2 separate regions of the Mus musculus genome follow, and region 2 is linked to region 1. A link is a loop called in an ENCODE intact Hi-C map of the cell type or tissue named here. Cell type or tissue: left cerebral cortex. All regions are shown on one strand. Each heading gives the region's core, and the rest is flanking DNA. Links, peaks and the distances in the headings are about the cores only.

Region 1 (12,178 bases), core at 1-8,000:
GCTGCTCTTCTAGAGGACCAGAGTTCAGTTCCCAGCACCTACATTAGGCAGCTCATAACTAACTCCAGAGGCCTGACACCTATGTTTCCTTGCATTTACATGCACATGCCACCCACAAGCAGACACACACCTACACATAATTAAGACTAGTAAAAATAAGTCTCTTCTCTACAAAAATGAAAGCAAAGGGACAAAAGAAAAAGCGTTACTATTTATCATTTGTTAACCAACATTCAGAAGTCCTAGAAGATTGTACTATCAGCTCTCCCTCCAACTACACAGTGATGCCTAGCTAGCAACTACTGTTATTTCTGCTCTTCTTTATGAATATACTGACCATACATACTGTTACCAGTTCACATGGAATCCAAAAGAATCAAATTCAAATACCACAGGAGCTTTTAGCACCTGAGGTAGAATAAACCTCAGTATTGGGCAATGTTAAATTCAGCCTCACATTTTTACAACTTGTGAGAAAAACACGCAAATTAGCCATGATGCTTCAAACAGTAAAAAGCAGATTTGTGTTTTGAAACAGACTCTAAAGAAGGATAAAGAGGAATAAAAATTAAAAATCATCGGGAATCTGAAGGCATTCCAGGATGAGGGCAAAACTTAAAATGTTTCTCCTGGAATGAGAGCAAGGAGGAAATTATACACTTGGCCATATCCTACAGGAATAGTCTGCATAATCAGTCTCCATAGCACACACCATGGGATGGAAGCTGAAAAAACCAGTCTAAAAAACAGTTAAAAACCAGCAACCATGTATCCTTCCTGAAAACCTACAATAAACACATCCCTTACTACTGTTTCCCATTTGATTTTTTTAAGTCAGATACCCAGAAACAAACTGGTAATTTAGTAAATTACTTAATTCTAATAAAAATAGCCACCCTCTGCTTCCAGTGCCAGATTACACATTACACAGAAAAATCAATTAAAAGGCACCACACACAGAGAGAGAGAGAGAGAGAGAGAGAGAGAGAAAGAGAGAGAGAGAGAGAAACCTTTTAAGAGTGCACTTGATTCCTGACAAAGTCCTTTAAAAATTTTTTTGACATTTTAAGCACAAACACACCTTCATGTATCAATATGGATAAAGTTTTTCAAATTATTTCAATGGATTATCTATATGTTCTATAACAGCAGAACTTCTCAACCTCGAAATGTTTGCTATTAGCCTGTGAGCCCAGTGAAAATAATCGCAAAGGGAACTACTGAACTACTCGGTTCCTCTTACTCCGAGCCAAGCAGAGGAAGCTGTAAGATCTGTAGTGTCAGCTTGCTTTTCCAGGAGTGATACCTTGGGGCTGCTCAAGAATAACCTCCCTCACCAATTAATGAGACTCAGGTGGGTTTGAGAAAGAATAATGTCCACAGTCGTTGGTCAGTGGCCATGATGCCCCTCCTCCTCAAGGGCAGATCAGAAAAAAAGGAGACCTGAGCAGGAGTTTACCAGCTAGATATATAGGGTCAGGGGGAAAAGCACTATGAGGGGGAAAAACTACAGGGTTAAGTCGGTTCAGAAAAGCAAGACGTTTAACATCATCAAAGCTTTCATTCATTTCAGACACCATTGTTTAGCTTGCTCTCTAAACCGAGCACAAAAAGAACTGTCCGCCTGCCTTAAGCATGTTCCTTCTTCCATTTAAACAGACATGATTCTTTTGGTTAATCTCTGGCAATGATCGCCATTTCACAACACATTCAGCCCACCCGGAACTGATCAATACCACTACAGACATAAGACTAGACTTTATCCATTTATTAACCACAAGGAAATGTACCATTCAGCAAAATTCTATACATTACAAAGGATTCTATTAAAAGGGGGGTGGGGTAGGGAAGATGGACACACACACAACAGAGAGGTACACAAAGAAAAGACTACCACCTTCTAATTTCCCTGTGACATACGAGGGAATGACACAACCATGAAACCTGTCAATTTGTCCCCCACCCCTCCTGTTTGCCACAACCTAGGAAGTATACACTGAATTTTTATAATGAATGCATTCACTGTGACTTTTAAACTCTTTCATCCCTCCAACTAACTCTCCGGTTAAGTGCATTTGCACACCTTTCAGCTAGATGTATGTATGCATTTCCAGAATTTCAATACAAAAGCCTAGTTTTTCCAACCACTGGTTGCAACCATACAACATCTTCACATAATCAAATTTTTCAGATATAAAATGGCCAGAGTATTCTCCTAACCTTGAGTTAAAAGAAAAGAAAAGAAAAAGAAATACATCTCACAAGAACAGCATATTTAACATGAACACAATTTCACATGGCCTGTTCTTAACTGAAAACAACGTGTCGGTGCAAAGCGTTTAAAATAAGTATTCCGTAGGTAAGCAGAATCTACGCCTGAAAAGAGCACCCAAATGGTGGGTGAAAGCCAGCACACACCACCAACACACAGCAGCATACCTCTTCTGCACTGGGTTAGGGTTAATACTCCGGCAACTAAAACTATTTTTAACACTACTGGACAATGTAGTTGGAGAAGACGTGAGAGGAGACCTAGATTAAATCGCTGATAGGATGCATTGTTTCTCACAGTCAAAATTAAACACCAGCTCACTTGATCTATGTCTCGATATTCACCGGTGAAGCACTAATTAGATGACGACCAAAACCGGTCCTTGTTTTGGAACAGCTTAGGCTAAATGACATTTTGGAATACCTCCTTCTGGGTCTCAAACCTTTACATAAATTTTCACTTGTGGTATTTGCGGCTTGAACAGCAACCCAACCAGCGCTGTCATCGAGTGTTATGGCCACAAACCATGACTTTCTCACTTGCACAACAACACAGCACTCAACCTATCAGTTCGCCACACCAACCCAAAACAAGTGGAATTCATGGAGATTTCGAGATGATCGGGGCTGCGGGTTTAGGCGCGGGAAAAGCCTCGGCCCGAGAACTGCCCAGCAGACGGCACCCGGCACCCGGCCACAGCCCCGCCGCGCCGGCTCCTCCACCTACCTGAAGAGCAAGAGATAAGAAAGACGGCGAACGCCAACTTTGCAGCAGCTCCCATTTTCCCGAGGCGCCGGAGAAGCCGTAGGAAGTTCTCGCTAGATATCCAGTTCCCTGGGTCTTCCTCGGAGACAAACCTCCTGGTGTAAAATCAACCGTCATAAAACATATTCGGAAGCCCCGAGGCGGGGGGGAGGGGGAAGCAAAAAACGTTCACAGGGTTGAAAAAAAAAGGATTTAAAAAAAAGGCACAACAATTTAAAAAAATGTACCACGGGGGAAAAACCGCCACATACACGCACAACACACCAAACCAAACAACGAAAAGCCAACAACAACAAAAGCGGGTTGGAATCACTGTCAAAATCACTGTCAGCTCCGCTCGCCTCTCGCGTCTCAGCGAACAAAACGCCTGGCTGAGGCGACGAGGCGGCGGCGGCGGCGCCCGCAGCCGCCCGGACGGTCCGGGAGCCGAGCTGCTCCGACGTCCGGACCGACCTTCAACCCGGACACCCAAAGTCCGCGGACCACAGTAGCCGAGCTCGCGGCGGTGGCGGTGCGAGGCGGCCGCGGGAGACGGCGACGGGAGAGACGGTGGCGCAGGCGGCGGCCAAGTTCTGGTCCAGGCTGTGGCTCCGGCTCCCGGCTCCCGGCTCGGCCGCGTTTTCGGTCTCCTGGCCTCCGCCGGCCCCGCCCCCTACACTTCCGGTTCCGTCCTGAAGCTGGAAGCCAGGCGCGGCGGAGAAACGCTCCGCGGCGGCGGTGGCGGCGGCGGCGGGAGCGGCGGCCGGGCGCAGCGCGCGTGCCGGGCGGCGAGCGCGAGGAGATTGTCCGGGAGGCGGGGCGAGCCGGAGGGGCGGGGCCGGATCCGGAGCGCGCTCGCGAGGCTGCGGGAACCGAGACCGAGCAGACGGGACGGCGGGCCCTGCGGGTGCCCGCCGCGGCCCCGAGACGCCCGGTGTGCCCAGTGCGGTGCCCGCCCGGGCGCGAGAGCCGCGGCGCCCGAGCGGGATGGGCGATGCTAAGGCCGACTGCGGCGCCCAGCCTTTCCTCTGGGGGACGCCGAGGCCGCGCCGACTTGCTCCGAGTGGGCGGGAGCCGCACCCGCTGCTGCCCGAGCGAGCTCGGTGCTCGCGAGCCGGCCGCGCCCCCGCCGCCGAGGCCTCCCCACGTTTGTCTTTGGGCTAAAAAATAAAGGCAGGAAGGGCTGTCCGCCAGGTCAGGACACCCTCGCCAGATAGCTCGATGTGAGGTTCGGATCCTATCCACCACACCTTGTATACACAAAGCATTGTGTTGCAAACAGGTTTGCTCCTAGTTGGCGTGAAAGTCTGTATTAGGCTTGAAGTGAAAATCGCAGATTTCAGTGTATTGGACCGTCAGAGACGGTGGTGTTATCAATTCTTAGCCTCTTGTAAGACCTGTTTTTACCCCGTAAGCCATGTTGAACTGTTGATCGGGTGTTCAGTTAAGCACCGAAACATACAGAATGTAAAAATGTGAGCCCTACCTCCAGAAGCTCGGCTATTTGGGATATTCGAAGTTGGCTATAGCGTGCAAAGGATGATTGCTAGAGTCAGTTCGTCTGCCATTTAGCACAATTTGGTATAATAAAGGGGGAGATCTTGTTTTCCACTTTATTCCAGCATTCTGAAGGTTTTGACAGGAATGCTTCCTCAGTAGATAGGTAAATACCTAGAAGTTTGCCCTTTTTTCTTAATACAGTAGTAACCTCTGTGTTTGGAGACATTTTCAAGAAAAAAAGGAAGCAACTGTGGGATGGGTAATTAATGTTTTAGTGTACACTGATCCCCACATTTTTCCACAAACTCACTTGTATTTGTTTTCTTTTTCTCTTCCTATAAACTGCTCTATATTTCTGTCTATTAAGTACATCCTATAATTATCTGCCTATTTCTACTACTTGTCAGGGTTAATAATCATTGTGGCTCTTTAAACTCTCTCCAAGATTTCCAGTTCTCAAGCCCTGCTCAGAATTGATGGTATTATGCAACAAAATCCCAAACTGGTCTTCAGGATGCCTCAGTAAATCGAATGTAGTTCTGCAAACAGTTTAGGCTGGACAGAAACGAAGAGTTGCCACTAACAGTCTTAAAATGGAAGAGTGTGTTTACTTTAGAACCATCTACCCTCCTTTCTCCCAGGGATGGATCAGGCCCTACTGTTGTCTTGTCACTACATCGTCTCGATGTTTCTTCATCGCTAAAAACAGAGCAAGTGAAGCAACAAGAGTTGCATATTAGTTTCCTCTCACCTCCTAGTCTGACATATGAGTGAACGTAAAATTATTTTCTAAAGTAATGAAGAAGAACTTCAAGAATAATTCTGAATAAGAGCATTCTTTGCTAACAAAGAGTTAAAGTAAACCCCTGGGAGAAATTAGTGACAACCAGTCATAACAGCTATGCATTCTGTTCTTAAATGTGCTTCTGGGAGGCACCGGGATGGGCTCTTGTGGAGCTCAAGGTAGCTTCGAACTCCCTAGAGAGCCTAAGATGACCTTGAACTTCTGATCCTCCTGCCTCTACTTTGTAATTGCTGCAATTACTGACATGCACTACTGAGTTGTATTTATGTGGTCCTGGGGATCCAACCTAGAACCCCATGCATACTTAGCAAGCAAATGAGCTCCACCCAGAGCCCAGAATGTACTTTAAAAAAAAAAAAATCCAGAAATAGTGGCTTTAAAAGATAGTGTTATTAATCCCCACTACAGTTCCAAAGCTCACACTGAAGATAGAAATAGCTGAAATTATTAAGGCTGCCCTTTTTCCTCCATATTACTTATGTTTGACAAATTTCTACAAATGCTATGTAATTCAGTCATAGCCACCCCTAATGCTCCCCTCCCAGTACTCCTAGGGCCCCTTAATAAATGCCTTTATATAGTCTGACTGAGTCCAGGTAGTGGTGCTTGTATAAGCGTGGGCAGTCTACCAGTAGTCACATCCCTGCAGAAAGTCCTCTTCCCAGCAAACTTCAATTGCCAGTGGCTCCTCAGCTAAGGCCTCGAGAGGCTCTTCCCGTCAAGATGGGAACTCCTGCCTGGCTTGACCTTGCCAGGGTTACTGTAGCTGCTTCAACTTCCATGCCATGTCCAGAAGATAGTATTTCATTCACAGCACCCCATGGCTGGAACTTTTCTCCCATCCCCCATTCCACGGTGTTCTGTGAGCTTTATGGGATTGATCTAGACATCCTATTTAGGGCTGAGCACCCAACAGTCATTTACTCCTTAGCACTTTGACTAATTACACGTCTCTGCCTTGACTGCTGCTCACTGCAAAGGGAAATGTTCCTGGCCAGGGTTGACAACAGCACTAATATATGGGTATAACCAAATATTTAGAAGGCAGATTGGCAACACTTCTGCCTAACAAAACAACAGTAGTAGGTTCTCCCACGACAGCTTGTGTCCTTCCCTGGCCATGGGCTTTTGACAGTTTGCAGTTCTAGGCATCAATTCAGTGGTTCTCAGCCTTCCTAATGCTGCGACCCTTTAGTACATTTCCTCTTGTAGTGGTGACTCTCAACCATAAAATTACTTTTGGTGCTACTTCGTAAGTGTAATTTTGCTACTGTTATGCATTGTGATGTAAATATCTGTGTTTTCCAATGGTCTTAGGCAAAGCCTGTGAAAGGGTTGTTCCAACCCCAAAGGGGTCACGACCCATAGGTTGAGAAATGCTGAATTTATTCCTATGGAAACAACCTCAGATCCAATCAGAAAGTGGCTAGTCATCTTCCTAATGTGTATGCCACTATTGCAATATACATCTTGCCTAGGAGGTTAGTAACGCAACATTCAGGGTTCACTGTTGGGTAATATTATTGATGACTTTTGGCCCCAAGTAGCCTGCATAGCACCTTCTAGCACTATGAAAAACAGCTGTGAGATAGTTTACAGATCAGTTCCAGCTTGATTTATCTATGTCCTATAACCAAACTATGTTGTGTCTTCAACCATAGGGTCTTTCCATCTAGCGAGAGCAACAGCAATAGCCTATATTGTTTAAGGGGCCTCTATGGCCTGGCCAATGGCATGTAAGGAAGTATCCCATAGTGGACACTTAGATTTTTCATTGATTGACCTATGTTTTCTGGGGAAAGCAATGTCCACCTCTACAGGGTACAGTGTGGTGGTAGTGGTGTTCAAACTCCTTTAAAAAAAAGAAAGAAAGAAAAAGGCTCTCTGCTCCTCCTGATTCCAGAGACAGTCACATCTTGTACAATGCCAACCTCATCCCTGAAACATGATGATCATCATCAAAGTGAGCTAATTTGGCTCTATTGGGTGCCTTATTACCAGGGCTGCCTTTAGTAGACAATAGTAACTGCTATTCTAGCAAAATGGATGTTCTTGCCATCAGTGACCCCTTCATTGACCTCAAACACATGGTCTACATGTTCCAGTATGATTCTACCCACAAGTGCCACAGTATAGTCAAGGCTCAGAACTGGAACCTTGTCATCAAGAGGAGCCAGATTATTATAGAATCTACTGGTGTCTTTACCACCATGGAGAAGGCTGGGACCTACTTGAAGGATGGTACCAACAGGATTATCATCTTCCCTTTCTGCTATACCCCATGTTTGTAATGGGTGTGAACCATAAGAAGTGTGACTATGTACTCAGGATTGTCAGCAGTACTTCCTGTACCACCAACTGCTCTCCTCCCCCCAGACTCCAAACCAAGGTTACTCATGTCAACATTGGCATTATAGAAGGACTCATAACCACAGTCCATTAAATCAAGGGCACCCAAAAGACTGTGGATGGCCCCACCAGGAAATTGGTGTGATGGCTGTGGGCTGCCCAGAATATTATCCCTGCATCCACTGGTATTGACAAGGCTCTGGTCAAGGTCATCTCAGAGCTAAGCAGAAAGCTCACTGGCATGGCCGTCCATGTTCCAGCTCCCAATGTGTCCATCATGGATCTGACGTGCCACCTGAAGAAACCTGTCAAGTACAATTACTTTAAGAAGGTGGTGAAACAGCCATTAAAAGGCCCACTAAAGGGCATCCTGAGCTACACCAAAGACCATATTATTTCCTGTGACTTTAATAATGAAACCCACTCTTCCACTTTTGATGCTGGGGCTATCAATGCTTTGTAATGACAATTAAATGAAAACTTCATAAAGCTCATTTCCAGGTATAACAAAGAATACAGCTACATCAACAGGATGGTTGACCTCTTGGCCTACACGGCCTCTAAGGATGAGAAACCTTGGGGGCAAAATGAAAGAAAGAGAGAGGTCCTCAGCCACTGAGCAGTCCCAGTCCCAACTCTACCTTCAACATTTGAACATCTTGCTATTTACAGTTTCCATCCCAGATCCCTAGGAGAAAATGAGGGACCCTACCTGCTTGAGTACCATCAATGATGTTCACTGCACCCACCTCCAAAATTATATTTTTAATAAGCTTGCAAACTATGGTTCTATAAAACTTTTCATACATTCTTAGTTTTTATTAATCTACCTCCTCCCCACCCATCACTACCTAGCCCCATTCTCATCCTTGCCTAAGCCTTTAGCTCACATTTTCATATCACGTGCATTCTACTGCCTTAGAAGGCCTCTTACTCTCCCCCAGTCATGGGAAATTTCTACCTTCCTGATTTCTATAGACATAGACAGTCAAAATTAAATGTACAAATTAAAATCTCAAAAGTTTTCATCCACGTGTAAGAAAGAATATACATCATTTCTCTTTTTAGACCTGGGTTACTTACTATAATATTTTCCAATATCATTTGTTTGCCTATGTATTTTGTAATTTTATTATTTTAGAGCACAATACAATGCAGTTGTTTTGATGATTAGCTTAAATCCTCAACTCAAAACAACCTAGAGTCACCTGGGAAGAGAGTTTCACTGAGGGACTGATTACATTGAGTTGGACAGTATGTTTGTCTGTGGGGGCTTCTCCTAAATTTACCAATATGTGGGCACCCAGATAACTGTAGGTGGTTCCATTCCCTAGGCATGGAGTCCTGAACTGTGTAAGAGGAAAGAAATCAAACAGAATACAAGCAAGTAGCATGCACACATGTGTTTTTGTCTGCTCTTGATTGTGGTTACGCTATGATCTGTTTTATGTTCCCACCTTGACTTTCCATCAAGTGAACTTAACCCTGAATTGTAAGCAGAATAAACATCTCCTCCTCTAAGCTGATTTTTGTCACTGTATTTTATCATAGGGGAAAAAAAGCTGAAACTAGAATAGTTGTATATGTTCACATTTTCCATTAATCTGTTGATGCACATCTATGATGGTTTAGCTATTGTGAATATAGCATCAGTGAACGTGGCTGACCAAGTGTCTCTGTAGCTGTTTATAGACCCCTTTGAGTATAAGGACTAGTATACAAGGATATACGACAATTCTACGAACAGGATTCTCTTTTCTCCACACCCTCAACAGTATTTGGTACTGTTTTCTTGTTGATAGCCATTCTGACTGGTGAGAGATATAATCTCAAAGTAGTTTTTACTTTAAAATTTTTAATGACTAATGATGTTGGATGAGTTTTTAAGTGTTTATTAGCCATTAGTATTTCCTCTTTTGAGAACCCATGGGGGCGGTATTGGGCATTTGTTTTCTTGATATTTAGCTTCTTGAGTATTTGTGTATATCCTAGATATTGATACACTCTCAGATGTATAGCTAACAAAGACTTTTATTATGTAGTCTGCCTCTTTCACTTGATTGGCAGTTTCCTTTGCTATAGAGAAACTTTGTAATTTTATGGGATCCCATCTGTCAATTATTAGTCTTATTTTGTGAGTGATTGGAGGAATATTTAGAGAGTCCTTACCTATTTCTATATCTTGAAATGTACTCCCTACTTTTTTCTTATAGCAGTCGCAAAGTTTCTAGTTTTGGTCAGTTCAGAGTTGACTTTTGTGCATATTGGAAGATAAAGACATACTTTCAGTTTTATACATGTAAATATCCAGTTTCCCAAGACCACTTTTTGATGATACTATCTTCTCTTCGATGTGCATTTTGGCATTTTTGACAAAAAAAAATCAGATAGTTGTAGTTACATGGCCTTGTATCTGGGTCCTTTATTTTATCCCATTGATCTAAATGTCTATTTCTGTGCCTGGTATGATGCTCATTTTATCTCTATATAGGAGCAGCCAAAGCTCTAACTGATGAGCACTCTTTCTTATATATGACTATCATTTTAATGTGGCTTGTTCTTTCCTGTGGCCTCATGGATGGTTTTCTTTTCAGTCTAAGGATTCCTTCCTATATCTTTGTGTAGCTGCTTAGGGGTCGTAGATTCCTTTAGTCGTCTTTTTTTTTTTTTTTTTTTTTTTTACAATAATGGAAAGTTTTAATTTTTTATCAATTATGGCAGATAACTTTGCTGGGTATCATAATCTTGGTTTCCAGTCGACTTCAGAACTTGAAATACATCATTCCAGCCTTTCTGGCTTTCAGAGTTTCAATTGAATAATTTTTAATTTTCTGTTATTCTGATGGGTCTGCCTTTGTATGTGACTTGGCTTATCTCTTTTCCTGTTTTCAATTAACTTTGTATTATAATTACAATAGGAAAAGGGAAAGATCTTTCCTGATCTAGTCTGTTTATTTGAAATTTTTTTATATCTTGGGATCAACATCATATATTCCTTCTCGCTCTCTTTTTTGTATGTCTGCTTGGTTTTTTTGTTGTTTGTTTCTTTGTTTGTTTGGGACAAGGTCTCTCTACACAACAGCTCTGGCTGTCTTAGAACTTGCTATGTAGACCAGACTGGACTGGAAACTCACAAAGATCCACCTGTCTTTGCCTCCTCAATGCTGGGATAAAAGATACATGTGGCAGCATCTCTTTTCTCATTTCTGGGGAATTCAGGTTATAATTGTTTTAAAACAGTCTTCTATGCCTTTACAATGAGATCCTTCTCCTTTTATACTTGTAATCCATAGTTTTGGGCCTTTCAGAGTGCCATGTACATATTGTTTCCGTCTTTACTTTCCTCTGACCCTCTCTGCTTTCCTTCTCTAACCCCCTCTCCTTTCCTTGTTTCCTTCCTTCTTTCTTTTGCTTTTGCTTTCTCTCTTTATGGATAGTGTTTCAATAAATAACTCTTTTTAGTCCTACTGCTTCCATGTCCCCAATGTTAATATTACAGGCATGTATGTAATATCACAATTCCTTATCTCCCCAGCTCTAAGAAAGGAGAAAAATCAAGTCTGGTCCCACAAGGTGGGACTAGAGCCTGTGGCTGGATAGGTCCTAGAGGAAGAAGCTGGGTTTATTTTGCCAAATGGGCACAGTATCATACTGCTTGCTACTTTTACATTTATGTCCATACATTAGTGAAACTCTTAATTATCCCCAGAAAATCTTGCTTGCTTGCTTGCTTGCTTGCTTCCTTTCTCTCTCTCTCTCTCTCTCTCTCTCTCTCTCTCTCTCTCTCTCTCTCTCTCTTTTGTCCTTCCTTCTTCTGTCTCTCCCTCCCTCTCTCCCTCCTTCCCTCTCTTCCTTCCTTCCTTCCTTCTTTCCTTCCTTCCTTCCTTCCTTCCTTCCTTCCTTTCATTCCTTCCTTCTATCTTTGCAATGAATGGCAGTCAATCCAGAGATTCAACTGGTCAAAGTCCAGAGCATAAGTGCCTGTGAACTTCTCAAACGTAAATTAGACTTTTATATCACATTCCTCCCCACAGTGACTCAGGGATCATCTCAAAAGATAGGCCATAAAGATTATAAGATTCCATCAATCACCTGGTCTGTTTTTACGCTAATACCATGCATTTTTTTTATTACTATAGCTTTGTAGTACAGTTTGAAATCAGAGATGCTGATACCTCTGGAAGTTCTTTCATTGTACAGAATTGTTTTAGCTATCCTACATTTTTGTTTTTCCATATGAAGTTGAGTATTGTTCTTTCAAGGTCTATAAAGAATTGTGTGGGATTTTTTATGGAAATTGCATTGAATCTGTAGATTGCATTTGGTAAGATGGCCATTTTTACTATGTTAATCCTACCGATCCATGAGCATGGGAGATTTTTCTATCTTTTTCAATTTCTTTCTTCAAAGACTTGAAGTTCTTGTCCTACAGGTCTTTCACTTGCTTGGGTAGAGCTCCACCAAATTGTGAAGGGTGTTGTTACCCTGATTTCTTTCTTAGCTAGTTT
Region 2 (12,178 bases), core at 1,651-9,650, 190 kb after region 1:
CTCTTTTTCTACCTTGCCTCTTCGTTGTTCTGCTGCTTCCTGCGTCTCCCCCAGCCTGAGGCTTGCCAGGGGCTCGGCTTTTCAAGTCTGCTGTGGAGGATCTGCTGAGAGAATTCTGGCTCTGTCCCTTTGTTTCTTTCCTTCCTCACCTTGACAATAAGGACACAAACTCTCAGTTTTACTCTGTAGTTCCATTTACTGTTTGCAGCAGATTTCCCCCTTTCTCTGGAGCAGCTGTTCTCATTCTTCTAACCAGTTTTTAAAAGGCTCGGATTTGGAAATACGGTTGCTCTGTGCCTCTTTAGAGATTCATCCATAACTGTCAGAGCCTTTTCATTCCCTGTCTTTTGTATAGGTTTCTTTTATGAGCAGAGTAATTTGCATTTGTCTTTAATTCTTAATTTGTCTTTGCATTTACTGTGGATGTAACATGCAGCTGAATTTGCATTTTCCCTTCACTTCCATTCGCATGGACTAGGGCTGTCTGAGGTGTAAACTGTGGAGAATTCAGGAGCCTGCTTGCTGAGTGGTAGAGTTGGCTATACTGGCTTTGTTTCGCTTCTCCCTTTCTTTACTCTGCACTACCTTATTATATTTACATGCTAGAAGTTGTAACCAAACACAGCCTATCCTTCTTAATCCATTGGCTACTTATTCCCATTAGCTGAAGATTTGCCCTTTAAATGGCAGCTATGCTGGCTTTTCAGGAGAAACCTTTTGTAACAGGATGCTCTTAGTTTCTTGGGTATAGAAAAGCTTAGGTTTTACTTTGTCTCTATCAAAATCACAGGTCTGTGCCAGTTATCTCTCTGGTCCTCAGCTTCTTTATCTGTAAGAAGGGACTCTTAATAACTTTTCACAGTTCTTATGAGTTACAAGTGATAGGAAGAGCAGGGGACCCATTGGGAATAAAGACACCATTACTGCCCGGGAGCCCTCTGTCTAGCTTGTGTGTAGCTGCTGATGGAGTTTGTTCCATGGAGTTTTACCAACAGTAGCCACTGTGTTTCAAATCATCTCAAAGTTCCCATTAGAAAGGCAAAAAGGACCAGGCTAAAATCCACCCACAGCCCCTTGCTAGGAGCTGCTCTTAGCACTAGGAAATAACATTTACACAAAAGGTTAACGCCTTACACCAAACCTAGAGTCCTGATGTGTCTACCGAAAGCATTAGATCTAATTACCCCTCCTAGACTGGCAGAAGTTAGAAGTGGCCCTATATATTCCAACATTCAATTACAAGGCTGCTCTTGAGAAATAGATTTCTTTTAAACCGTGTTGTAGAATGTTGAGAAAATTGTTAGTTGCTTCTATTGCCCATTTTGTAGAAATATATAATTTTTAGCCTCTCTGAGAGGGAGGAGAATTTCAAGTCAGTGTGAACTAATTGCAGGGAATGCAGAAGTAGTTCTCACAGGGGCCTTGGAGGCAGCAGGAAGATTCTAGAATAGTAGAATAAAGTTTACTTGGTACTGGAGCCAGGGCCATTCCTTAAACAATGAACTTTCTTCTCCTCCTCTCTGGAAGTGCACATTTTTTGCGTTTGGAATTAGGCTCTGAGGTAAGCAGAATTAGTGAATTTAAGTGAGTCAGAATCGGTTTGAACATTTAGAGAGTGCAGCGAGTCCCTTGCTTTTCTTCTAATCACTTTTTACCACTCAGAGAAAGCTTGCTTTAGGTTTGGGGAGAGGGCAGGTTCAGAATTGCCTTGCCAAGACCTCTGCTCTTGATGGCACAGATGTGGAGAATGAGGAGTGTGACCATAAGCACATTTTTCTTAAGATACAGTAAAGACTTGGAGATGAGAGAATGAAAGAAAGGGGACTTAGGTGGAGAGGTCAGAAGAAGCAGAGGGCATCGCATGCTAAGAAAACAAGAAAAGTGGAATAAAGCACCGCCATGTTCTCTAAAGCCAGAGAAAATAGCCTCACCACAACCAAACACAAATGTTAGGATGAAATTGTTGGGTTCAGAAAGCTGCATTTTAAAACTTAGGGACCATATCTCATGGTGGCTGGCGAGTCCTTTGTCACAATCTTTATAAGTGCAAAGGACACTGATGTCTTCTTGGAGTTTGCCAAAACTTTTAGACACAATATTAAGTATGAATCAGAGCTTAGGAGTTAGATTTTTTTTTGTCCTATTTACCCTGTCTGGGTAGACAGAATGCAAAGTTTGTATCAAGCAATCTCATTGGAAGCAGCTGTCCAACTTCTGTGTCTAGGAGGACAAGCCATTTGTTCTTTAAAACTTCCATGCCTCAACTGGGCAAGTGTAAATTTCTTTCTGACCCTATCTCTCACCAGGGGAGGGTCCTTTCTGTTCAGATTGCAGACTGACTGCTTTCCTGTGGTGTTAGGAAGCCTTGTTCAAAGATCTCAAAGGCTGGCTGCATCTCTTTCCTAATGAAGCACCCTTAGCTTGAAGCTGGGGGAGAAGGTCCATCTGGCTTCTGCCATATGTGTGTATGCTGTCAAACCAGTAAACACGGCAGAGTTTGCTGACAGTGAGGAGTTTCAGTTAGTCAGTCATAAATTAGGGAAGAGATATGCAGTGTTCCCGCTGCCGAGAGCCTTCATGCTCTGGATCAGATGCTATACGTACCTAGCTTGGAAAGAAAGGCATTGTCAGAGGTCACACAGCTCAAGCACATGTAGTGACAGAGAATGAGTATGGGACGAAAAGTCCCAAACCATCTCTGAAACACCCATTTCATGTCTGTTTGCTTACACAGTCAGTATACTGGCTTTTCTGTTTTCTCACACATGTATTTAGTCAATTACAGGTTTGGGTCTTTTTTTTTTTTTGTACTTGGGGTAACTATTGGGTAATGTCTCTGTGGAGTCTTTAAAAATATTTCTGTGCTCGTGAACATATGTGTATTGTCTTCCCAGAATGTGAGTTATTCTTGTCTGATAATCAGGTAGGGAGACAATAATTAAAGTTTAATGCATCTGTCTTTTTAAGGAGAAAAGTGCTCTCTGACTCCTAATGGCAAATTTCATTATTATGATTTTAATGCTTTTAGACTAAAGGGGAGTTTGCATTTAGGCTGTGAGAAGCACAGCTAAACCATTCCTCCAAGACATCTTCAATTCATTTATGGGTTTATGTTGCGGTGTGTTTTAATGTATTACATTTAAAATAGACTGTGATGTGTTAGGTTATTTGAATATCTTAAGTCAGAAATCCTTCAGATAGTAACTAGCTATATTTGAAGATATTACCAAAGGAGGACCACAGTTTCTAGGTGGAACACCACACCCTGAACACCCCCTCTTACCCAAGAGATCCTTCAATGCCTAGAAGGCCTTCCCTTACTTTTTCTTTGTAAGAGTAGGATGTAAAATTAGCTCAGAAATGTGCGGGGTCTAAATTAGCCATGTTTTGGTTTTTTGGGGCTTAGGATTTAAAATGGAAAAAAAGGTGTTGATGAATGGGGAAAAAAAGAATATGTTTCTAATTTGTATAAAGTGGATTATGACTATGAGGTGTGTATGTGGGGAAAATGTTTTATAGGAAGAATGCTTTTCTGGTCCCAGAGGTAAACATTATAAGCCCCCTGAGTTCCCCTTTCATTACTTGGTACAAGAACGATGGGCACAAGATGATGGCTGTTTAGGAAACCTTTGCTTCTTCACACGGAGCTTGTTTTAACCACGTGACACTGAAGCTTGATGTGCTGCTATCGTGAGTGGTTAAACAGTAAGCCTCTCTCAAATTCACATCTACTTGGAACTTAAAATGTGCTTTATCTGGAAAGTGAGTCTTCTCAGGTGTCATAATGAGTGAGCTGTAACACTGGTTGAGGGTGGACACTAAGTCCTCATAAGAAAAGGACAACAACATTGAGAAGAAAGTCATGTGAGGGAGGAGACACTGTCATTACCCACCTACAAGCAAAGGAAGGCAAGCACTCTGATGACCTCCAGAAACCAGCAAAAGGTGTGGATCAGATTCCCCTATGTCTCCAAGTCAGGAAAGTGTACCTCCTTAGATGTGCAATCTAGCTGGAATGCTCACTTGTGTGGGGTGATCCAAGCACCCTTCTCTCTTAATCCTTATGCCCATCACCTTGCCGGAGGATATGCACCTTCCCATTCTTCCCTCTCTTGCTCTGTCAGCACCTCAGCCCGCCTTCATCATCATCATCGCGTCTAGTGTTTCTTTATTCCTTTCTTATTCACAGGCATATGGATTGCATCTGGTTTTACTCAATATTCTATCTCTAGCACTCAACCTTGTCTTTGGCATTGAGAAGTCAATACATATTAAACTGAGTGAAGAGCTGAACACAAACACCTACGGTTGTGAATGCTGGGTACAACCCTTTTTGTTTCAGGAAGACCAGACCGTTTGGTGGGATTGGTTCCCAGCATGGTCTGGAATCTTCATCTTCTTTACAAGTTACCTTGAAGCAACTGTGCTTCCATCCTTGGAGTCTGATATTCAGACCAAATCTGTGCGTTGGTCTTGTTTCTCTAGTCGCTGGATGTTTAGTATGCATCTTTCCCAACCTTAAGCTTAGTCTGTATTCCATTCTGCTTGTATTCACTGTTAGGAATTTGTATGAAAGAATATGTAGGCGTATTTTCGAGCACACCTGGTCAAGCCTCTGTTCCAGATTCTGTTGTGGTTAATTTGGGGTGGACTTTAAGCGTGCTTATTATATAGAAGTTGCAGAGGTGAATCTGCTGAGTTTGGTCTTTCATGCTTTTTAAGAGTGGGAAACAACTATTAGAAATGAGAGAGTAATTAAAATTGAATTCTCTAAGTAACCCCAATGTGCAACCAAGGGGGAAAGAGCCTCCGCTAGAATCGGCAGACTTCCTGTAGGAAAGTAAAAGAAACACAGATCTTGGAATGCAGGTAAGAGAATGTGAGAGGCTCAAGTTTGGGGCCAGATTGCGGTCTATCCGTGGAAAGAGGCCAAAAGGGGAAAAATGTTTACCACCTTTGTCTCCTAGCCAAGCCTCTCTCTTTATACCTGGGGCACATTCCAGCACTCCTTCCTTATGACTCCTCTCTTATTGTTTGTTCTGCCAGAGTGCCCTCCTGGTGGTTGTTAGCAGGTTGATAAGACAGTGGCTAACCAAGAAAGGAGATCACTGGGGCTGGTTATAAGAGCCTGATTATAAGAGCCTGCAAATTATGAGTATGGGTGACCTCCTTTAGGTTTCCTATCCTAGGAAAGTTTTCCTCCCAGCTGCCTAACTGAGGCTGGGTTCTGTCAATTTTGCAAGAAAGGGGCCTGGCACTTTAACTGTGGTGTCACTAAGTGTTCCCATTTTATGTAACACAGCCTTTAAAACACTTCTCTTAAATATATGTTAGGGTTGGGCTATTTAAAGCTCAAGACTTATGCCGCTCAGACATGAAGCACAACACTCCAACATAGCTTTAAGTTATGCAAATGATTTCTTCTCAGTTGCTGGGCGAGAAGCTTTGTTTTGTCATACTGGCCTAGGGCCAAACAGGTAGTGCGATCTGAGTAGGCAGCCCTTTCCTACTCCAGAGCCTGCCTAGTGCTTAGCCAGTGCTGGTCTCAGGCATCCAGGCAGGGCAGAGGTCAGCCCGACGAAAGACATGTTGGAAGGTGGCCTGCTTTGCAGAGACGTAGCCAGCACCTGCCTAGAGGAAAGGGTGCTGAAGTCCATGCTGCTTATTGGAAAGATAAGCTGTTTACTTTTCTGTCTCACATCTTTTGCTGAACTGGGTCATCTTTTTAAAAGTAAAATTTTACTTCTTAGAAACATTGTTATTTATAAATACACATAAATAGTATACATGAGTAAACGTGGCATGCCTATAAACTCAAAAGCGAGCTGAGTCTTTATCCCTGAGAGCACCGGCCCTCAACCTTCCTAATGCTATGACCCTTTAAGACTGTAGTTCTTCATGCTATGCTATGGTGACTCCCCAACCATACAGTTACTTTTGTTGCTACTTCATAACTGTAATTTTGCTACTGTTGTGAATTGTAATGTAAATATGTTTGCTGATATTCTTAGGTGACCTCTGTGAAAGGGTTCTTAAAGTCCCAAAGGGACTGTGACCCACACACCAGTTGAGAACTACAGACTTGGAGACTTAGCATTATTAGTTTGGATCCTAGTCAGTCCCATGTCCTTGAAAGTCCAATATTATTCTAGAATTTTCTAAGTTTATTGGCGTGTCTGTTTCATACTTCAACGTCTCTATGAATTGTGGGTACAAAAGGCCCAATATCATATAGACAGAAGAATATCATAAACTTCTAGCAATTTATCAGCTTCAGTGAAGATCTCTTTTCATAGCGGAGCAGAATCACATCCTACTCTCTATGGCGCCTGTGACCTCCTGCCTCCATTTCCCTCCCCCCTGTGTCTGCTCACCTCCTCTTTTTCTGCGTAAGTTCTGCTTTTCACGTGACCCTGGATGACCCCTGTTAAGCAGAATGGTTTGGTCCATGGAAGCAACAGCAGGAACTGGGGCTTCTACTCTATCCCTAAATTTCCAAGTCTAACTCACAAGGCCCTCACTGCTGCTGAGATGCGCCATTCTTAGAGAACAGTCTTGACTATAAACAGTTTTCTCTCCGAGGCCTCTGATTCCTTACCGTGTGCTCAGGTGTATCATGCATATGGATATAATGGATACTGTGGAAATTTTAGAATGTACAGGTGGGCTCTTTTGCAGGCAAGCTGTGTGATGTTATTAGCCCTGAGCTATATAAAGCCATCCAACTTTAAAGCTTGAATCTGCACTATTTTTGGTACAGAAAGAGAGTGATGCTAAGGAAGACGAAGAGAAGAAGTGGAGTGTTCAGGCATAGATGTGCCGTTCCCTAAGTGAAAGGTGGGAAATCTAGAAGCCAGCCTGGGAATATTAATGAGACTTTGCAAAGACTCTCCTGAGTTTTCAGAAGAAGGACAGATGCTACATAAGCATCCCTGTGAGATGGAAGCCAGGGGAGATTCCTCCATTTTGAAGACAAGAACATGGAGAAAGGAGATGTGACTTGCCCTTTAAACTGTCACTATCTCTGTGAAGGGGGCCTTACAAAGTCCGTACTTGTAAAGTCTTTAGCAGCCAGCCCCCATGCTTTATAATATGTCATTATTACTAGATGCTGCTCAATATTTCTTTGGCACTCTCATCCATCCATCTGTCCAAATCCTGAGCCCCCTGTGGGGAAAGACTGGGTCCTTTCCATTGCTTTAGGCAGGAGAATATTAAGGACTGAATTCAATAATGCTTGTGAATTGGTGGGCAGTGTGCTGTGGAGGCAACAGAGGTTTAACCAGCTATATCTTTCTTTCCAATAATTTTCCTCTCTTTCTACTATTTAAAAATAATTATGAATATTTTTATCTTAAAAAAAATAAAACAGGGGCTAGAGAGATTGCTCAGTGGTTAAAAGTTCTTGCTTTTGCCAAGGACCTGGGTTCAGTTCCCAATGTATAGTGGTTCACTACAATCCTTATCTCCAGTGACAGGGGATCTGACACCCTCTTCTGACCTCTGAAAGCACCAGGCATGCATGTGATCACATGCGCACACACACACACACACACACACACACACACACACACACACACACAGAGGGACAAATATGCATATATGTTATAGAGAGCTATATCTATAATATGCTACTATTTGGAAAAATACAAAAATGTATTTATAATATATAAATAGATATATGTATATATTTCCAAATAGTAGCATATTATTGATTTAACTTTGTACCTTGTTTTTGTATCTCGACTTAGCTTGGAAATTATTCTGTCTGTTTTTGTGTTGCTTCATTTGTAGTGTTCCTGGCTATAGATAGACATACCACCATTTATTTATTTTCTTTATAGTAGGAATTAAATTATGTTAAATATTTTGTTATCTCAATGGTACAGTGAGTGTCTTTGTGCATATATTAAATATGTATGCAGAACAGGCTGGCTTTGAATTTACAAGAGATCTGTCTGTAATCCCAAGTGCTGAGATTAAAGGCACTTACCACCTCATCTGACATTTGGGAATACACCTATAGAATAGATTCCTAGAAGTAAAATTGTCATCCCAAAGAATTTATGTATCCAGTAACTTGGAGGACATCACTACCTGGTTCTCCATGGGTTGGGGGACTGTTTCAGTACGTACGATGTAAGAGAATATGATTATTTTATTTTTGTGGTGCTGGAAATGAAATCTGTGGGTTTGTGTTTGATACACAGGTGGTCTACCACTGAGCTACATTTCCATGTTGCATTTTGGGAAAGCTCTATGTATGACATGAAAACATAGAAGGTGCCAGAGCCCTGAAGCATGTCCCAGGGTAGAGCGGAGGGACCGCATTCATGCGCAGTTTACTATGTCCTGAGCCTTGGTGTAATCTTGACCTTGTTAGTTCAAGATAATTTGGTAATTTGTGTGTGGTTTCATTTGCTGGTGAATTGGCAGCTATTCAGAGATAACAAACATTTACTGGTGACCTTCTCTGTACTAGAATTAGAGAAAACACTTTCTTTGCTATAGTAATTTAATCCTGGGAAGTGGATATTATTATTCTCGTTGTTTTTGATGAGGGAAATGAGATTCAGGTTAATTTACCCAAGACTTGCTGTATATTGAGAAGGTTTCTCCAACCCTTTGCACTCTGCCACCCTGGCTTCCTGTCTTACTTGTGTGATCTGAAAGATTAAGGAAGTAGTTAGTTGGTGGAACTATATTTTATCCAAGCAAGAAAAGCTTCAAGTACTGCAGCAGGGCCATCGTTAAATAAATGCATTCTGAGCGTATCCATAGAAACAGAAAGCACCTGGTAACAAAAGGATATGTTCTGATGTAAAAATCTCAACAATATTGTAATTCTAAATCACAGGTCTATATTAGAGAATATGTTGTTGTATACAATGACTCTGCATGAGAAGGGAGACATCTTAACCTCACCATCATTTAGGATTTGGTAACTTCAAGAAAGGGGCTATAAGGGAGAGGCTTATTTTCTAATTAGGAACACAGCTGAGCTGAGACAGCTGCCAGAATTTAAGCTCTGTGGTTACCACTGTGACAAAACCTGATGATAGGGTGTTTTACTTCCAAATACAGAATGACCACTAACAGAACCAAGAAAACCTTGTAACCATCTGTTAGGCTTTCCCCTACCATGAGAAAATGTCACAGGGCTTTTACAGGAATCCAGGGATCACACTTTGTGTCTCCTTTGAGGTTTCATTGATAAGATGTGCTATCTATGAAAGTACCATTTAAGTAAGAGTCATGCTAGACCAAACTTTGAGATTTACCTGAATCAATGGTTGACCTTGTCTAGGCACAAGCACGGTTACCTTTGAAAGCATGAATACATCACTCCTATGCTTAAAATATTGCAATTACCTCCCATTTTAGATAAATTAAATTAATAGTTCATAATGCAAGCTACAATATCAGTCCTTTACACCTCTGATGTCAATCGGCACTGTATTCATCTCCCTGAGAATGTTCTTGCCAGGCCACATTAGTCTCGATTTGTCCTTCGTGAAAGCCAAGCTTTTCTTTGACTTCAGGGATTTTGCTAGGTTCCCTCCCCCCTGCCCCATTGCTCTTTGCCCATCCATCTAATAGGTATGCCCAGGAGGCTCACTTCACCAGTAGGAAAACAAAGTATGGTTAACTGTACACATCTCCTGAGATGTTCAACAAGAGGAGATGTATAGAGCATTGTTCTTGCTCTGGGAAAACAAGTAATGAGACCAGACCTTCTGTTGAAGGAGGTGAAAACACACAATAATGCAGGAACCAGAAGGAGGAAAGAGGAGAAAATGTTGGACAGCAGCGCTTCGGGCTTCCATCTACACCTCCTAGAAGCATCCTGCTATCCAGAGGTAGGAGTATGTGCATCTTTGCTTCTGGGCTCACATTCTACTCACTGCCGCCTTCTACCAATGTGACCTAGTGAAATCTTCCTTAATACTTTTAGCATTTGTTTCTGTAATTTTAGCTCAATGGCTCAATTATCTGCTTTCCGATCTGTACGTAAACAAGAACAGAGAACACATGTTTTTTCTTCTACATTGTATCCTGAAAACCTCGCCCTTTTATGTAGTTGGAGAACTGTCCCATACCTTTTCATACCTTTGTTTTCTTGCCCAATGTGACTAGATACTTCTTTATGTGCAAAACATAAAACAAGAATTCATGTAAACACTCCTCGTGGAAGCATTTACACATTGGCAAGAACATAGTAAGCTAGTTGGGCTGAGCCAATTTGCTATACTAGAGGTGCTCATCCAGCGGTAGTACTTAGACTTAGTTGTGAAGGATGCTTGAAGGCCTGTCTCAGAACTCCTGTATCCACCCTCGATCTTGTCTAACAAGCTTCTAGGCAGCCGTGGTGCACATTAAATGTGAGAACAGCCAGCTGTCATCAAGCAAGTCACAGAAGGAAGCCGAGGACAGAGAGTGGGAGAACAAACAGGAAGTAAAAACATAAAGGCAGCTGTAGAGGTCACTTTTTCCAGTCAGCTCTGACCTCATTTCCGAGGGCTATGGTTGAACCTCTGGCCTTTGCTTGTTTAGCCACATCTTTTAAATTTCTTCTTCTTCTTTTAAATTGTCAATGTGTTATTTTGTTAATGTATTTTTTTCAGTGACATTATATTTACAGAGGCAGAGACTTTTTAGTTAGAAAGCAAATTCTGTTGGCACAATGAAGAATTTATTTTAGGAAGCTTTCTTGGATTAGTGCTAACCAGTACTCCATAGCTTTGTTAAGAAAAAAAAATCCATTACCATGTTGAATAGCATTGTTCAAGCATGATCCGGACATGTTATTTTAGGAGAAAAGAGAAAAAAAATCAGGCTAAAATCAGGCCAAGATCAGGCTGTAGGGTATTTGGAGGTCCTAAGAACATTGGAGGACATTGAAAAATAGGATCATAGATGAGATATGGTGCAATTTACACCGGTTAGTTAATTAACAAAGTGTCAGAGGGAGGATAGAGAGCCTAACAAGCTTTTCTCTGATTTGCCTCAGAGAGAGAACAAGCATGCCCATCACTGATGCTCTTCAGCTACAAACCCACCAGACACTTCTTACTCCAGTGTCAGCATGGCAGTTAGTGGTTTGATTTGGATGACTATCTACTCACTGTGTAATTCACACCAAAGCTCTTGGCATCAACCCTTCCTTCTTGGTGTCTCTCTGGTTTCTCTTTAAACTCCTGACTTCAGGCTCTGCTGTAGAGGCTCCTTTTTCTTTCAGGGTTCAAGGCACTTTCCCTCCCTCCCTCCCTCCCTCCCTCCCTCCCTCCCTCCCTCCCTCCCTCCCTTCCTCTCTTTCTCTCTTTCTCTTCCTCTCTTCCTCTCTTCTTCTCTTCCTCTCTCTCTCTTTCTCTCTTCTCTTTCTTTCTTTCTTTCTTTCTTTCTTTCTTTCTTTCTTTCTTTCTTTCTTTCTTTCTTTCTTTCTTTCTCTCTTTCTATCTTTCATTTGTTTATCTATATATTTATCTATTTATCTATTAATCTATCCATCCATCTATTATCTGTCTATGAGAGAGAGAGAGTCTCAATATATAGCCCTGACTGTTCTAGACCTCACTTTGTAAACCAGACTGGCCTTGAACTCAGAGATCTGTCTGCCTTTGCCTCCTTAGGGCTAGGATTAAAGGTGTGCACCACCAATGCTCAATCTTCCTTAAGAGTAGGATTCTTTAATCATGTAGGCTGAATCTATCCCCCTCCCTCCCACCTCTTTTCTCTCTGTGTTTTGAAAGTAGATCCTGAACATATCACCGTTATGCCTTAGTTGTTTTCTTCTCAGGCGTGCACCCATTGTTCTTCAGAACATTTAAAATAGGGACTACTACCATTCTTAGTCTTCATTAAACTTGCAAGGATTTTTGACTAACTTATTCTACAAGGGGGAAAGCTTTTTGGCAACTCCAGCAGGACAGATGGAAATGGGCCTGGCAGGGTTTGATGTTCTTGGATGTTGTTTCCATCATCTCTTGTCTAGCCACAAGGTGCTTTGGAGTAGGAAAAGTAAGACTGAGTTTGATGTGGGTTCTTTGACCAGATATGTGCTAGTGGGAAGTAAAGTCTTTTGGCACAGGCCTCTAAAGTGCTTTGAAATAAACAGGCACCTCAGTGAACATTTGATAAGGAAAACATGAGACTTTAACAACTGCAGCAGTGAAAACAG

The links. A loop is a pair of places that touch in the nucleus more often than their neighbours do. Peaks named below come from ENCODE experiments on the same cell type or tissue, not always from the same donor. Only the 100,000 strongest peaks of a DNase experiment are listed, where the experiment ranks them.
Region 2: a loop joins it to region 1, with 2.5 times the contacts of the local background. A loop is called at or near these places in 2 of 42 quality-filtered maps.

What each region holds. Positions count from the first base shown.
Region 1 is chr2:48,805,647-48,817,824 of GRCm38, reverse strand. It overlaps Acvr2a (activin receptor IIA), which reads right to left and starts at 3,716. Exons shown (of 11, transcript NM_007396.4): 1 at 2,999-3,716. The coding sequence starts at 3,053. It also overlaps the pseudogene Gm13489. In left cerebral cortex, for the core only: a CTCF peak has its summit at 4,051; DNase peaks (open chromatin) are centred at 2,458, 2,898, 3,711, 4,073 and 4 more places; H3K4me3 peaks cover 4,401 bases; H3K27ac peaks cover 3,453 bases.
Region 2 is chr2:48,617,508-48,629,685 of GRCm38, reverse strand. No RefSeq gene overlaps it. Among named protein-coding and RNA genes, the nearest start is that of Gm39809, 84 kb to the right of the region's middle. In left cerebral cortex, for the core only: a CTCF peak has its summit at 5,043; a DNase peak (open chromatin) is centred at 5,427.